Regions from separate parts of the Homo sapiens genome. Here region 2 is linked to region 1. A link is an interaction called in ENCODE POLR2A ChIA-PET data of the cell type or tissue named here. Cell type or tissue: Panc1. All regions are shown on one strand. Each heading gives the region's core, and the rest is flanking DNA. Links, peaks and the distances in the headings are about the cores only.

Region 1 (2,918 bases), core at 49-2,548:
TCTTATTCGTAAATTAATTTCAACAGTTTTCGACTTTTTAAATAGAACCAGAAACTAGTTCAAAGGGATATTTACGTAGCAGTAAGGCTTGTAAGTTTGTGATGGGCTTTTGATATTTAGGATCCCTTCAAGCTACAAGACAACTTTTTAAAAGTTATTTTGAATATATTAATTATGCTATGTCATTTATACTAACTTTTCCTATAACATGGTTGTGGGGTTTTTTTTCTTTTTTTCTTTTTTTTTTTTTTTTTTTGAGACGGAGTCTCGCTCTGTCACCCAGGCTGGAGTACAATGGCGCGATCTCCGCCCACTACAAGCTCCGTCTCCTGGGTTCACGCCATTCTCCTGCCTCAGCCTCTCAAGTAGCTGGGACTACAGGCACCCGCCACTACGCCCAGCTAATTTTTTTTTTTTTTTTTTTTGAGATGGAGTCTTGCTCTGTCGCCCAGGCTGGAGTGCAGTGGCGCGATCTTGGCTCACTGCAAGCTCCGCCTCCTGGGTTCACGCCATTCTCCTGCCTCAGCCTCCCAAGTAGCTGGGACTATAGGCGCCCGCCACCACGCCCGGCTAATTTTTTGTATTTTTAGTACAGACGGGGTTTCACCATGTTAGCCAAGATGGTCTGGATATCCTGACCTTGTGATCCGCCCGCCTCGGCCTCCCAAACTGCTGGGATTACAGGCATGAGCCACCGCGCCCGGCCCCAGCTACTTTTTTGTATTTTTAGTAAAGACAGGGTTTCACTGTGTCAGCCAGGATGGTCTCAATCTCCTGACCTCACGATCTGCCCGCCTCAGCCTCCCAAAGTGCTGGGATTACAGAAGCGAGCCACCGCACCCGGCCTTTTTTTTTCTTTTCTTTTTAAAATTATTTAAAATAGCGATGAGGTCTCCCTATGTTGTCCGGATGGTTCTCAAAATCCTGAGATCAAGTGATCTTCCCATCTAGCCTCAAAAATGCTGGGATTATAGGAGTGAGCCACAGTGCCTGGCTGCTTGTGTGGTTCTGTTTGTTGCACAGAATTAAGCTTGGAGAATTTTAAATCAGATTGGCAGTATCTAAAGTTAAAGAATAATTAAAAAAAAAAAACCTGTAATAACTCTTCCTTCCCTATAGAAACTAAAAGAGTATTTAAAGTTGGGAAAGATAAATGACAATTTTAAGTATAGGAGGTATACACTATTCCTAAACTGCATTAAAAAACAGACTGAATTGTTTTGTCTTCCTTATAACAGAATTCATTCTGCTACACATTTCTGACGTTCTGGAGTTTTAAAATACCTGTTTATAATTGATTCTTTCCCCAGCTGGTAGATGGTCTGCATTCAACACCACTGAGTCATAGCAACGCTGTATTCTTCTAGGTCTTCTAACAGTTGTGCTATCATCCAGATGATCTAACAAGTTGCAGAATTTGAAGGTCCAGCAGTCTTGGAGACATGGACTCCAGATGACCACAAACCAACTCTTGCACTTTCATCCGCATTTCCTGTTGGGTTATTTAGATCTTTCCAGCTTTACTGTCCACAGTAAAAAAAAAAGCTGACAAAAATTCAAGATTTCAGCAAGAAGATGCGGTTCCCTGGTACTTCTTAGAATTGAGTGTATTCAGAGCAGTGTGTTCAGACTGTCCAGGTATTTCAAAATCTTCCCCTGTGATGTGGGTGTGCTGCTGAGTGACCAGCACATTCCTAGCAGCAATTGGTGAACTCAGAAAAAGTCAAACTAGACATAAACGGTAGATGCAGCCCAGTAAAACTGGAAGGTAATTCAAGGAAGACTGTGGACATGGTAGGTCAATATGATAGAAAAATAATATTTGTAATCCCCTCTGAATGTCAATACTTTGAGAGCTGTCTATATTATTATGATAAAACTCTGCTTAGTAACTATGGTTAGGGTAGTAAACAGATGGGTTAAGATGATGAGAGTACAGAATAGTAGAATTATCCAAGAATCCACCTTTGGGTTCACTACCTTCTGAAATTCTCCCCCACCTCTGCCTGCCCTCAATTAAAGAAACACTGAACTTCATTAGATTTTGAATGTCCTAAAAATATTTCATTTTCCTTTACTTATTTTTAATATCTTGAAAAATACTTTTTTGATAATCACATATAGTCAAAGGGAGTGAAATAAATTTCGAAGTGTGTTGGGTGTGAATCTTATGTATTTTTCTTGGGAACATGAATAAAAACAGTAATTATAATCTTGTAGTAATTGAACATTAAAAACTAGTATAGATAATAAGTGGCATAAAGAGAAGTCTTTTGATGGATATTGGAATGGAGTATTTGAAAAGATCTAAAGAATATAAGGAAGGCAGAAGTCTGCCTATTATTTAATAGGCCCACATTAGCTAGATAAGCCAGACTTAAAGAATCTTTAAACATTCTTATTAAGTTATTAAAACAACACCATTTTTACTGAAGAAATATCAGATATATTTTTCAAAAATTACCATATAAAACATTAGTAAATGCTACCATTTTGGGGATTTTCCTACATTAGAGATTTACTTGCTTAAAATACACTTATGAAACTTAGTTCAATAATACTAAATCCTCTGAAAATTTAACTCTGTGAAGAGTAATATAAAAAGCACCTTCTAAAAATTCCTTGTTGTGACACAGGGTCTCATCTGTTGCCCAGGCTGGAGTGCAGTGGCATGATCACAGCTCTCATTGCAGCCTCAACCTCCAGGGCTCAGGTGATACTCCCACCTCAGCCTCCCAACACAGCTGGGATCACAGGCACTCACTACTGCGCCTGGCGCTTTTTTTTTTTGGGGGGGGGGGGGTTGGGGACGATGTTGGAGGGAGCTGGGACAGGGTCTTACTATGTGGCCCAGGCAAGTCTAGAACTCCTAGGGTCAAGCAATTCTCCCACCTCAGCCTCCCAAATGTGTTGGAATA
Region 2 (2,918 bases), core at 106-2,605, 160 kb before region 1:
GTGATACAACTACAAATATATACATATATATATACATATATATAGAAAGGGACAGAGACTGGGAGTAGGGTTGGAGCAATATACACAGTGGTCAGAGAGGGCCTCTCCTAGCAGTGACCCAAATGATGGGAAAGGAACATGAGAAGATCTAGAGCAGAAGCTTTCCAGCAAGAGGGGACAGCAGGTGCAAAAGCTCTCAAGCGTGCCTGATGGCCAGATGGAGGCCAGAGCAGCTGGAGCAAAGAGGGAAAGCGAGCGTGGAAACCATGAAGGGGGAAGAGGCAGGCAGTGCCTGATCATTTATGAGCTGAAATTGCATATCATATTAGAATACATTTAAAGGACAGCTGTTTATTAGCTTCATATCAACACTGCTGTGGGAATCGGCAACATTTTGTCTAGGATCACACCAGCACGGACTTTTAAAATGCATGGCTTGGCCAGGCACAGTGGCTCACACCTGTAATCCTAGCACTTTGGGTGGCTGAGGTGGGAGGATCCTTGAACCCAGGAGTTCGAGATCAGCCTGGGCAACATGGCGAAACCCTGTGTCTACAAAAACTACAAAAAAATTAGCCGGGTGTGGTGGCACATGCCTATAGTCCCAGCTACTCCATAGGCTGAGGTGGGAGGATCACTTGAGCCCAGTGGGAGGGGTGAGGCTACAGTGAGCCCTGATCACACCACTGCACTCCAGCCTAGATGACACTAAGTGAGACCCTGTCTCAAAAAAAGCATGGCTCTATGTCTAGGCTGGAGCTGCATCCTCAGGTTGGAATTGAATTTCAGAGCCTAAGAGGGAAGAGTCTTTATTCTTTCCTACAGTTAGTCATTAAACAAATATTTGTTGAAGACCTACCATATGCCAGTCTTGTTCTAGTTTCTGGTTACATAACAGGGAACCCAAAAAAGTCCCTGGTCTCATAGAGTTGGGAAGACAAGACTTTAAATACCACACATAAATAAAGAATGTGATGCCAGAGAAGATGAACGTCCCAAAGGGGCTTAAGCACAGTGATAGCAAAGACCCTTTCAAGAAGGTGACACATAGGCAGAGACCTGAATGGAGTGTGAGGGAGAAACCCATGCAGGGGGCTGAGGGAAGGACGAACCAGGCAGAGAGAAGAGCAAGTGTCAAGTCCCTGAAGTGGGAAAAAGCTTGGCATGTTTGAGGAACATCAAGAAGATCCAGGTGATTCCAGTGAAAGGAACAAAGAGTGAGCATTAGGAGATGAGATCAGAGAAGTAACCAGTGAGGGGCCAGATCATCTAGAGCAGCAGTCAGCAAACTTTTTCTGTAAAGGGCCAGAGAGTAAATAGTTTAGGCTTTCTGAACCATATGATCTGTTCCACAGCCTCTCAACTCTGCCATTGTCGCATGAAAATAGCCATGGACAATATGAAAATGATGATGAAAATGGCTGTGTCCCAATAAAGCTTTTTTTTTTTTTTTTTTTTGAGACGGAGTCTCGCTCTGTCACCCAGGCTGGAGTGCAGTGGTATGATCTTGGCTCACTGCAACCACTGCAACCTCCACCTCCCAGGTTCAAGCAATTCTCCTGCCTTAGCCTCCTGTGTAGCTGGGATTACAGGTGCACAACACCACACTCGGCTAATTTTTTTGTATTTTTAGTAGAGACGGGGGGTTTCACCATGTTGGTCAGGTTGGTCTCGAACTCCTGACCTCGTGATCCGCCCACCTCGGCCTCCCAAAGTGCTGGGATTACAGGCATGAGCCACGGCACCTAGCCCAATAAAACTTATTTACAGGCACTGAAATTTGAATTTCGTATCATTTTCATGTGTCATGAGATAGTCGTCTTCTTTTGATTTTTTTTTCCAAACATTTAGAAATAGGAGCTGATGGATTATATGAGAATGGACAATAGGCCAGACTTGGCCCACAGACTATCATTTACCAGCCTTTCATCTAAAGCCTTTCAGGCCACTGAGGAACCATGGATCTTGTTCTAACATAATGGATCTTGTTGTGACATGATGGAAGGTTTTGAGCAAAGGGTTTTGGATATAAATTACATTTTTTAAAGACCATTCAGGCAACTATGTTGAGAATGGATGAAGGGACAAGAGATACCAGCATGGAGAAGTGACTTACTCAGGGCCACAGAAAGAGAGAGAGGGGGTTAGAACCCAACGCAACCTGGCTAGTGGAGATCTTCATCTAACTAGGTGCCGTGAAATCTCTTTATCCATGTCACACTAGACCATTCAGCAAATTGATTTGTCTTCTCTTTCTGTGCTTCAGGAATGGGAAATGAAGAAGACCTAGGAAGAGGATGAGGATTTCATTCCAAAGGAAATACCAGCTTGTCCACCTGAGGAAGAAATGCTTTTTTCACAAGGAGACACCAAGAGAAGACTAGGAAGTAGCCCTCGTTCTCCAGGGCACCCAAAATACCAGCCTTTATTGTCTGCATGATTTTAGGGGATATGGGGAGGGAACAAGTAGAAGGGAAGAGGGAAATGGAGAGCATCCTTATGACTTTACAAAGGGTGGAAATGAGGATGGAGGGATACAGAAGTCTGCACAGCTGTAAAGGTTTTATAGATGTCTTTGCCTTCCCTTCTGAGGAAGGGAAGAAGTAATGAAAGCACATGTGAATAACCCCTTCCATCCCATTCACAGCATCGCACTCCCAGTCCTTAAGGCAAAGGGAGGCAGTGCTGAAGCATTGGTGGTGCAGTGTAAAGAGACAAGACCTGATCATCTGATCACACTTGTGCCAACTTGATTCATATTGGGCATTACTAACAACCCCTGGTCAAGGTAAATAGGTTGAACAATCAATAACATTATCCCTGCCTGCATACATGTGAACAAAAGCTATAGAGGACATGCAAATTCTACAGTCATTCCTCATATGCTTTAGACAGAGTGCAGCTACTGGAATCTTCCA

What was found. Peaks named below come from ENCODE experiments on the same cell type or tissue, not always from the same donor. Only the 100,000 strongest peaks of a DNase experiment are listed, where the experiment ranks them.
Region 2: POLR2A ChIA-PET joins it to region 1 with 5 read pairs; 4 of 35 experiments call an interaction of 5 or more read pairs at or near these places.

The regions. Positions count from the first base shown.
Region 1 is chr5:149,499,731-149,502,648 of GRCh38, forward strand. The region is part of intron 9 of CSNK1A1 (casein kinase 1 alpha 1); the gene reads right to left. Among named protein-coding and RNA genes, the nearest start is that of CSNK1A1, 50 kb to the right of the region's middle. In Panc1, for the core only: no CTCF peak of the experiment used is centred there; no DNase peak of the experiment used is centred there; H3K27ac peaks cover 382 bases.
Region 2 is chr5:149,337,741-149,340,658 of GRCh38, forward strand. AFAP1L1 (actin filament associated protein 1 like 1) reads left to right here. Exons shown (of 19, transcript NM_152406.4): 19 at 2,267-2,918. The coding sequence ends at 2,290. Among named protein-coding and RNA genes, the nearest start is that of GRPEL2, 6.3 kb to the right of the region's middle. In Panc1, for the core only: no CTCF peak of the experiment used is centred there; no DNase peak of the experiment used is centred there.